Regions from separate parts of the Homo sapiens genome. Here region 1 is linked to region 2. A link is a loop called in an ENCODE intact Hi-C map of the cell type or tissue named here. Cell type or tissue: heart right ventricle. All regions are shown on one strand. Each heading gives the region's core, and the rest is flanking DNA. Links, peaks and the distances in the headings are about the cores only.

The links. Hi-C counts contacts between places; a loop is a spot of excess contacts. Peaks named below come from ENCODE experiments on the same cell type or tissue, not always from the same donor. Only the 100,000 strongest peaks of a DNase experiment are listed, where the experiment ranks them.
Region 1: it touches region 2 in a loop (4-fold over the local background); 50 of 110 quality-filtered maps call a loop at or near these places.

The regions. Positions count from the first base shown.
Region 1 is chr10:4,674,649-4,680,043 of GRCh38, forward strand. MANCR (mitotically associated long non coding RNA) reads right to left here and starts at 3,422. Exons shown (of 4, transcript NR_024475.1): 1 at 3,401-3,422. It overlaps LOC105376373 (a long non-coding RNA gene), which reads left to right. Exons shown (of 4, transcript XR_001747338.2): 2 at 2,017-2,171; 3 at 4,755-4,927. In heart right ventricle, for the core only: no CTCF peak of the experiment used is centred there; no DNase peak of the experiment used is centred there.
Region 2 is chr10:4,749,957-4,755,351 of GRCh38, forward strand. The region is part of intron 2 of LOC105376375 (a long non-coding RNA gene); the gene reads right to left. Among named protein-coding and RNA genes, the nearest start is that of AKR1E2, 74 kb to the right of the region's middle. In heart right ventricle, for the core only: no CTCF peak of the experiment used is centred there; no DNase peak of the experiment used is centred there.

The DNA of each region.
Region 1 (5,395 bases), core at 331-5,330, 75 kb before region 2:
GGCATGGGGTAATTTTCCTGTGTTCTCAATTATTTTAGCCTCAATGCAGATTGCAGTCAGCATTAATAAGTAAATCCTTGATAGAAAACCCATACTTTTTCTGTTCTAAAGAACTGGAGAACAGAGTTTGAAATAATCATTTCCACCAGAAAGTGAGGGAGATATTCCAGAAAGGAGATGGCCAGAGACGGGGAGCCCAGATCCCATGCACAAATTTCAGCCAATTAACTAACCAACCTTAAACCATGCATACACAAGGCAGGATCAAAGCACTTTGGAATGAATTTTGAGCTGTGTTCAAAACACAATGTTCATGAGTCTAAAATAATTGTCCGCTAAAATTTAGAAAATCAATACTCTATTAAGGATTATAACAGGATTCAGTCTCTACATCTTCAGAGTATTCAAGAAACAATACAAATCCAGTCAATAGGTGAAGAAAGAATGGATATTTCATTCATTCTCAAGAGAAAAGACAACCTATGGAAAACAATACCCAAATGAACATATGTTGAAATAAGCACATAGGATATTATTTTAACTATTTTAACTACACTCAGTAGTGTAAAAAGAAATATGCTCTTAATAATCAAAATACAAATAGTTTCATCAGCAAATAGAAACTAGGAAAAAGTCTCAAACAGAAATGCAAGAATCAGCCAGGTGCAGTGGCTCACACCTGTAATCCCATCACTTTGGGAGGCTGAGGTGGGCTAATCACCTGAGGTCAACAGTTCGAGACCAGCCTGGCCAACATTGTGAAACCCCATCTCTACAAAAAATACAAAAATAGCTGGGTGTGATGGCATGCACCTGTAATCCCAGCTACTTGGGAGGCTGAGGCAGGTAAATCGCTTGAACCTGGGAGGTGGAGGCTGCAGTGAGCCAAGATTGCACCACTGCAATCCAGTCTGGGTGACAGAGTGAGATGCTGTCTCAAACAAAAACAAACAAACAAAACAAAACAAACAAGAAATGCAAGAAGGGAAAAATACAATGTATGCAGTAAGCACACACTAATTGGGCTTCACAGAATAATAGAATTGACAAAGAAAGGGGTCAGAGAGATCAACAGAACTTTTTAAAATCTGAACAATACCAAGATTGATAAGCAAAGTGAACAAAGCTTCATGGACCTGTGAAATAATCTCTGAAGTTCCAATATCCATGTAACTGCAGTTCCACAGCAGAAGAGAAAGAAAATGGGACATACAGACACACAATTATTGAAAAAAAAAAACTGAACTTTTTCAATTAGGTAAAAGATAAATTTACAGATTATAGAAGCTCAGTAAATTCCAAGTGTGAGCAAACATCATTAAAATGAGCAAGTATGTAATAGTCAAAGTATTTAAAGCCAAAGAAAGAATGTTTTCACAAGCCAGACAAAAATGGCATATTACATACATGCAAAAAATGTTTCAAATATCTTTTTCTTGTCAGAAATTTTAGATGTGAGAAGACAGTTGAAAAATATTATAAGGTAATGCAAGGAAAGAAACTGCCAACCCACAATTCTACATCCAACAAATGTATTCTTCAGAATATGAAGGCAAAATAGAGACAACCTCATACGTTCCACCATTGTGTTTTGGAAGCAGATAATTTGTTTTCTAGTTTTACAGTTCTGTGGATGAAGGGACTTTGCCCCAGTATGGATGAAAACTAAGAGTCTCACCCATACCTAATTTAGATCATTTCAATGATGAGATTTGTAACTTTTTGAGTTGATATTAATGTGACATTTTTTAGAGTTAACGCTTAAATGGGTTAAGAATTTGGGGGACATGGGTAAATGTATTTTGCACACGGGAGAACATGAATTTGGGGTGCCAGCTGGTGGAGTTTACTGGGTTAATTAGTGCCACCCTTCAGCCCCCTAAAAATGCCTGTTCAACTGGAACCTGTGAATGTGACCTTATTTGGAAATGGGATTTTTTGCAGATTTAATGATGAGGTAATCATGGATTAGAGGGATCTATAATCTAATACATGGTATCTGTGGTTTCCTCATAGGAGGGAAATTTGGACATGGACACATAGGGAAGACAGCCATGTGGAGACAGAGGCAGAGGTGGACCTGCTGCCGCAAAACCACAGGGCGCCAAGTACTGTGGGCCACTGAGAAAACTAAAGGAGAGGAAGGATTCTTCCCTGGAGCTTTGGAGAGGGTGCGGCCCTACTTTCACCTGGATTTCAGACTTCAGACTTCCAGAACCATGAAGGAATAAGCTCTCTTTGTTTCAAAACCACTCAGTCAAGGCACTTTGTTACAACAGCCTAGGAAACTAATACAGGAATTGGTATTAGTAAAATCATTATTGTTGGCTCATATGACCATACTCATAGAACTTTTAAGATAATATGTAAATAAGCAACTAAAACAAAAAGTCAGAAAGCTTTATGGTGCCAGATCAATATACAAATAAATATCATTATTTTCCAATAAAAACAATTATATAATGTAACAATAATAAAGTAATAATACAAAGAAACTTCCCATAATAGCTACCAAAAATTCTAAAGTAGTTATAACTAGTTTTTAAAAATAATATGTTCAGAAATTTTATATAAACAAATATAAATTTTAAGTTAAAAAGAAAAAGAAATGGATAAATACATCATTAATGAAGTTTCAATCAAAATTCATACATGAATATTTCACAGAATTTGACAAGTATATCTAAAAATTATTTTAAAGGAGTAAAACGAGCTTGGAATTATTTGAAGAAGAAAGTATTTATCCTTTTGTATATTAAGAGTTAGCCTAAGTCTCCCGGGACTCAATGGTATCACCTCTCTAACAAAAAAGGTCACAGAGATATGAAAACACATCATAAAAAAATCTATCGTTTTATCACACAATGATTTGATCACCTGTGCACATGGAAACAACCTTATTTTAAATCCTTGTTTAGAGTCAATTTTAAGGGATAATGTTGCATGTGAAGCTCCATAATCATTCTTTTGTGTTAAGTGGTTGAGGAAAATATCAGGCTGGTGAGATGTTAATTATAGGTCCAGGGAATAACTTGAGTTAATAAATCAGAGATGAGTCCAAAGTTCTGTAAACAAGTTTCAACATTTCTGGGCACCTGAGATTAAGCACAGCTCTGAGAAGTGCTCCACACGTTCCTAAGTATATGATGCAAGTTTTACTTTGGCAAGAAAATGTAACTATATCTAGTACCCACCTTAGGAACATGAATGACGAAATGGAGATTTCACATTTGCCAGATGAATAGGACTAATGTAGAAAAACAAATCAAACTGTCCTTTACTCTCAGTCAACCCCCTTCTCAATAACAAAAACATCCACATATCCACATTGTCCATCTATTTTAAGGTCAATATAGTATGGATATTATACCAACTTGCAAAAATAAATTAAACCACTTACCACAGGTATCCTCCAACATCATTGGCACCATTAAATAACATTCATTCAGAACTACTTTTAGTGAATGTAGATACTTAATGTTTACAGACGAGGAAATCTGAATGGTACGAAACAAACAGAGACTTGTTCAAGGTCTCACACTGACTCAGCAGCAAAGTCCACATAGGAAGTGAATGTTCCTGAAGTAGCACATTTTGTTTGGACTACAAGACCAACTGAGTTATTATCTTTATTTGAAAATGATTCATGCAAGTCTGCCACAGATGAAGGCAAGCTGTGGAATTCTTACTCAAACTCTTTGTTGTTATTATGGGAAAGCTTCAAGTCTGGGGTTTTTTGTTTGTTTGTTTAATACCTCATATTTGTTATCCGAAAAAAACAAACAGCGTTCATTCACCTGTCAAGCAACAAACGACTCTCCACGAGAATGCAGATTTTGATCAATAGGAGTTTTATTACTTGGCTCAAGTAAGGGGAGCACTGGGTGTATTCTCCAAAGCAGTGTCTCCCTGAGGGAAAGTGGCAGGAGGGTTTTATGGGGTGATGGAGAGGGGAGAGGGTGCATTATCGCATGTAGATGAGGGGTCCCAGCGGTGCAGACACAGTGTCATCATGGCAACACATGGGTTACATGTTATGATAACGGAACTACAGTTCCTCCAGGATGGAGACGTTACAGTCATGAGGAAGATTCACCAGGGTTCATCTCTAAGTTGCCAGGGTCTGTCAGGAGCTGGTTTCAACCAACTAGGTTACTATAGTCCACCCAGGGTTTAGGGAAGAACAGGCTGCAGGGCAGGAAGCTGTAAATCAGGCTGATGGCTCACGTGGATTAAACTCCTATGGTTCCTAGAGACCCTCCTTGTCTGCTTATATATCCTAGAACTGAAAAATAAATTGAAAAGTGAAGTGGTTATGGTGGTCGCACTTCTGAATTCTGGTATGCCCCTCCTACCTCCCCCTACTAAGTAAAGAAAGATAAATCAGTCGTCTTAACAGTATTTAAAACAGCCCTTCCCAAAAACTCAATACATGAAACTTTCTTTCTAGTTGATCTTTGTACCAAATGATCTGGCCAATAAAGGAATAAAATCTTTGAGCTCAAATAACCATGAAAATGCAATACCCGATTTTCCTAAATGCACTTCCTAATGTGAAGGCCATTCACAAAAGCAAATATCCACCCCAGATTCTACTGGGTATGAAACATCTCAATGACTGATACTTCATCTTATCACCTGAAAATTAAATAATTTTATTACAAAAAGAATTAGTAGATTATATTGCTAAATCAAGTTTAGCCTAGAGCTGCCTCCTTACATATTTTAAGTTCAGTCTAAACGTTTCTCTGTAGGTAATGAACTGTAACCTCACTGGACGTGTAAACAGACTGTGACCTACCTACTCTTGTGCCAATCATGGAGTTTCAGCCAATCACAGGCGGCCGGCTGTTCAAACCATGTTTAAATAAGGCAAACGCAGAGCTGTAAGCAATCTAGGTGTTTCTGCACCTCTCGTCCATTTTCTGTAAGTCCTTTTTCTGTTCATAAATCTTCTTCCATCACGTGGCTGTGCTGGAGTCTTTGAACCTACCCTGCCTCGGGAGGCTGCCCCAATCAGCAATTTGTTCTTTGCTCAATTAAACTCTATTAATTTAATTTGCCTAAAAATTTTTTAACAATGTTTACTAGTAAATTTCATTTTTTCTTGCAAAAAAGAAAAAATCCTGAAAACAGGAGTAGGGAAAGATTGATGGCTAAAATTAAATATGGTTAACTTTAATATTTTAACTTATCACAAGAAAATTGCATTGCTTTGGACTATAAAAGTGATACATAAATCTTTCACTTCAGTAGCGCCATCACCATCATCAAATATTTAAAAACTTACATATGAAAAGAAATATGGTGGGGAGGGAAGTAGACAGAAACAGTTAAGAAACTAGGACATAATAAGACAGCAAAATTCCTGTTGGTTTATTTTTTGCTTGTTTCC
Region 2 (5,395 bases), core at 76-5,075:
TTTAAGGCTGCAGTGAACTATGAGGACACCAATGCACTCCAGCCTAGGGAGCACAGCAAGACTTTATCTCTAAATAAATAAGTAATTTTAAGAAAATACAATTTTTAAAAAAGCAATTCTATACAAGTTCAAAGTCATCAGCAGTAACTGTATTGCCTGCTAATAAAAAATCAACACTTTTCAGAGGATGAGAACAGAATTCAGAGGTTGTACAATGTGTCATCTACAATGTCCCAGGACACGATAACAAAAAAAAATGAGATATACAAAAAATAAGTAAATATGACCCATGGTGAAAAACAGTCCGTTAGAAATATATCCCTTTTATGGCACAGATGTTGGATTTAGCAAGCTATTGTAATTATATTGAAATAATTAAAGGAAGATATGATCTTAATGAATGAATAGAGACACAGCCTCAGTGAAGATACGGAAAGCATGGCAGAAACCAAATGAAAAGTTCCAGCATTGAAAAGGCTATTCCTGAACCAAAAAATCTACTGCATAAGCTTGGCAGAGTAAAAGAGTCAGTAAATCAAAGGTGTTGATAGATATTATTGCATCTGAAGTACAAAGGAGAAAAATAAATCCTTGAAGAAAAACGAGCAGAGTCTCCTGGTCCCACGAGAGAATACCAAGCAGATTAGCATCCATGTATAGTATAATATATGCTACAACCTAATACATGTATGCTAATATTTTGAGTTCCAGAAGGACCGTGAGGATAGGAGAGGAAAAGTATTTGAAGAAAGAATAGTTGTAAAATCCCCAGGTTTTAATAAAACTTCAACTTACACACCAAAGCAGAATAAATAAAAAGAAAAGCAGATGTAACACTGTCCAAGATAAAGATGAAATCTTAAAAGCAACCAGAGCAAAATGATGTATTACAAAAAAAGAGAAATGTTGTATACTTTCTATTAATTCGTATCAAATAATACTAGAAGATAATAAAATGACTGCTTTAAAGTACTGAAACATAAAAGAAACAGCTCAGAGCCCTATATCCAGTAAACATATCCTTCAAAAACAAGAGTAAAATTAGATTTTTCCAAAGAATTTGTCACCAGTAGACTTAAACTCTAAGAAATGCCAAGTAATATTCTCAAGATGAAAGAAAATGATTTCTATTGGAAACTTGAATTTGACAAAAGAATAAAGAATACTAAAAGCAGCTCTACGTTGGAAAATAAAAAAGACTTTTCCATTTTCCTAATTTCTTTTAAAAACTGTTTAAAAAATAACATCATAAGGTAAATTTTATAGCATATATAGATATAAGATGTGTGACAAGAAGAGCTTGGATGATGGTGGGCAGGTGAGTGAGACTGCAATCTCATAATTCTGTTACATCTGGAAAGTGGAGTGTTATGAGAGTGGCAGGAGGCAGCAAGCATGAGTTATAACATGTGAATTGTGAACTGTAGGGTGTGGAGTATAAGGTGTGAAATGGTAAAATGCTGACTCTACATAATCTTTGATAAATTGACGATTCATATTGTCAGCCCTAGGGCAACCACTAAAAATAAGTTAAAAATATGTCTAGTGCAGAATTGCAGTGCAGAGAATAAAGCGGAATTCTAAGAATAAGTTACATAAAATAAAAGCAGTTAAAGGGCAATAAAGGAACAAACAGAAGTGACAAATGAAAGAAAATCACAAAATTGAATGATTAAATCCAACTATGTCTACAATGACGTTAAACTTAATTAGACTAAAGATCTCATCAGAAGGCATATTTTTTCACATTTGATAAAAAGCAATATATATACTTCCTAAAAGACAAGCTATTTTAAAAAAAGACAAATTCCTTGAATTACAAGGAAAGAAAATGTACAACATGCAAACCAATAAAAGTATGCTAACATAGCTATATCAACATAATAAAAGCAGACTTCACAATAAAGAGTATTAAAGAGAAAAAGAGAATTATAAGGAAGATATACTATCCTAAATAAATATATATCTATTGGCAAAGCTTGAAACCTCAAGCTTTATTAAGAAGTGAACTAAAACGAATAACAGTAAACACTATCCTTGAACTAAAATAGGTGAACTAAAACAAGTTCACAATCAGTATTTGATAAAACAATTAGACAAACTGTCAATATACAAAAAATTATATATATAATTATATATTATATATTATATATAATAGTAAGTATATATAAAACTGTCAGCATGCGGGGCTGAGAATGATGGCTTCTGGCTTAAACCATGTCCCTGCAAAGGACATGAACTCATTTTATTTATGGTTGCATAGTATTCCATGGTGTATATGTGCCACATTGTCTTTATCCAGTCTATTGTTGATGGGCATTTGGGTTGGTTCCAAGTCTTTGCTATTGGAAATAGTGCTGCAATAAACATACGTGTGCACGTGTCTGTATAGTAGAACGATTTATAATCCTTTCGGTATTCTCAGCAAACTAACACACACACATAAATCCAAACACCGCATGTTCTCATAAGTGGGAGTTGAACAATGAGAACACGTGGACACAGGGAGGGGAACAACACACACCGGGGCCTGTCGAGGGGGTGGGGGGCTACAGGAGTGAGGGCATTAGGACAAATACCTAATGCATGTGGGGCTTAAAACCTAGATGTCGGGTTGACAGTTGCAATAAACCACCATGGTACATGTATACCTATGTAACAAACCTGCATGTTCTGCACATGTATCCCAGAACTTAGAGTAAAAACAGAAAAATGATATAGGATATAAAGACTCACTTACACATACACACACACATACACATGTATTGGAAACATAATAATTTTTATATATCACAAGTTAATAATAAGGAAACAAACAATCCAAGTATTTTTTTAAAAGCATGGCAAACTATTTGAACAGACAAAGATATTCAGGTATTAAGATTTTTCTTAATCTTAGACATGAAAAGATGTTCCGCTTTACTCATCATGGAAGTGCTAACTAAAATTAAAATGAGAAACACTTCACACACTCGATTAGCTAAAATTAAAAAGGCTGACACTACCAAAAATTAATGAGGATGTGGAGCACGTGGAATCCACATACCTTGCTGGTGGGAATGTAAAACTCCACACCCACTGTAGAAAATAGTTCTGTACCTTTTATAAAATGAAACCTATGAGCCAGAAAGTCCAGTCCAATGTATTTATCTATGACAATGTTAAAAATGAGCAAACAACAATGTACCCAAAGCCTCATATACTAGTGTTTGGAGCAGCTTTATTCATAATAGTCACACTGGAAACAACCCAAATGCCTGTCCACCGGTAATTTACGCTAAACGTTGCGATGAAACACCATTCAGCAGTAAAAAGGGGCACACTTTTTGTGTGTATCTAACACACCACAATATTAATGAATCTTAAAAGCATAAAGCCAATTGAAAGAAGTCAGATACAAAAGAGTATGTTCTATATGATTCAATTTATGTGAAGTTCTAAAACATGCAAAACTTATAATGGTGAAAACCAGCTCAGGCCACCTGGGGTGGGGTAGGGGGTAGACAGAGGGATGTGAAGGGACAGGTGAGAGCATTCTGAAGACATGGAAGTGCTCTGTGTCTGGATCAAGGTGGTGGTCACATGTGTCAAAACTCATCAGTCTATACATTAAAAACACGTGCATTTAATTTAAGGTAGACTGTTGCCAATAAAGTTTATTTTAAGATAAGTAAGTTAATTTTTTAAAAGGAGACATAGATCTCCAGATCTATTTTGGATAAGTTCCAAAATGTAGTTAGCAGACCATTAGGAAGCCTGGAAAAGTGTATTAAAAGATGGCTCAGTTTCCGAAAGACTGCCATTTTCCTCCAGAATCCTACAGATGCTAATTTTTCATTGGTGACAACCCAGGCATGGTCAGGCATCCACTACTCCTGTGCCAGGACCCAGGCAAGGCAGCAGAATCCCCAAATGATATCTTTTCTTTTCTTTTCTTTTCTTTTTTCTTTTCTTTTCTTTTCTTTTCTTTTGAGATGGAGTTTCGCTCTTGTCATCCAGGCTGGAGTGCAATGGCGCAATCTTGGCCCACTGCAACCTCTGCCTCCCGGGTTCAAGTGATTCTCCTGCCTCAGTCTCCCAAGTAGCTGAGATTAGAGGTGTGTGCCACAATGCCTAATATTTTTTTTTTTTTTGTATTTTTAGTAGAGACTGGGTTTCACCATGTAGGCCAGGCTGGTCTCAAACTCCTGACCTCAAGTTATCCGCCCGCCTCGGGCACATTGCACTTGTAGAGTCTCCTTCCCCACATTGCACTTGTAGAGTCTTCCTCCCCAGGACTGCGTGGCCCTCGTTTTTTGTAGCGTGCTGCTAGCCCTACACCACCGCACCAGTCAAGGCTTACAGCATCTGGACTTTACCTCTGAAGATCAGACAAAGAGAATGCTGACTAGGGAAAACCAGTCTGGTTTTATTCTTAGCCTATGATAGCTATGGACATGATGAAGATACTGAAAACGACACTCAAAAACCCAGCTCAAAATCCATCATTAGACATATTCCCTGAACTCATCTAATCATTTGAGTCCCAGACTAGTCCCTTCCTACAGTGCATATTCTGACTGGGATTCTGGGGTATTTATGGAAGACACGATCACAAAGTTAGTTAGGATTGTAAAAGAGTGTGATGTTTAAAGAACTATACTATAGGAAAGAAAGAGTCTCTGCCAGCCTTTGGAAAAAAAAAGTTCCCTAAGACGTCAAGCCACAGTCTCTCTTTCCCACACTCATGTGCAGTATAGGATCCCTTCCTGGGTTCACTAAGGCCACAGTAGAGAAAGGGGTCTCATGCTATCTAAGACAGGGAGATGAGAACTCAGTCTCCACAGGAGAGGAGAAGAAGGGGCACTGTGTGATGAAGAGTGAATTTCAAAATGGGTACCTGAACTATGTGCTGAGCAACATAACATTTGTTTTATCACATGTTAAGGATCGGTCAGATGTGGTGGCTCATGCCTGTAATCCCAGAACATTGGGAGGCCGAGGTGGGCAGATCACCTAAGGTCAGTAGTTCGAGACCAGCGTGGTCAACATGGTGAAATCCCGTCTCTACTAAAAATACAAAAATTAGCCAGATTTGGTGGCGGGCACTTGTAATCCCAGCTACTCAGGAGGCTGAGGCATGAAAATTGCTTGAACCTGGGAGGTGGAGGTTGCAGTGAGCCAAGACTGTGCCACTGCACCCCAGCCTGGACAACAAGAGCAAAACTCCGTCTCAAAAAAAAAAAAAGTTAAGGATCAATTGTTTGGTTGGAATTTAATTTTTCTTTTTCAACTATTTATAATAACCTGTAGTGTTGTCTTATCATGCTGAGGCTGATTTGAATAACTACAGATTTAACAAAAAGTTCTTATAAAATTCCTGATTTATTAACTCTTTTTCCTAAATTGGGCAACT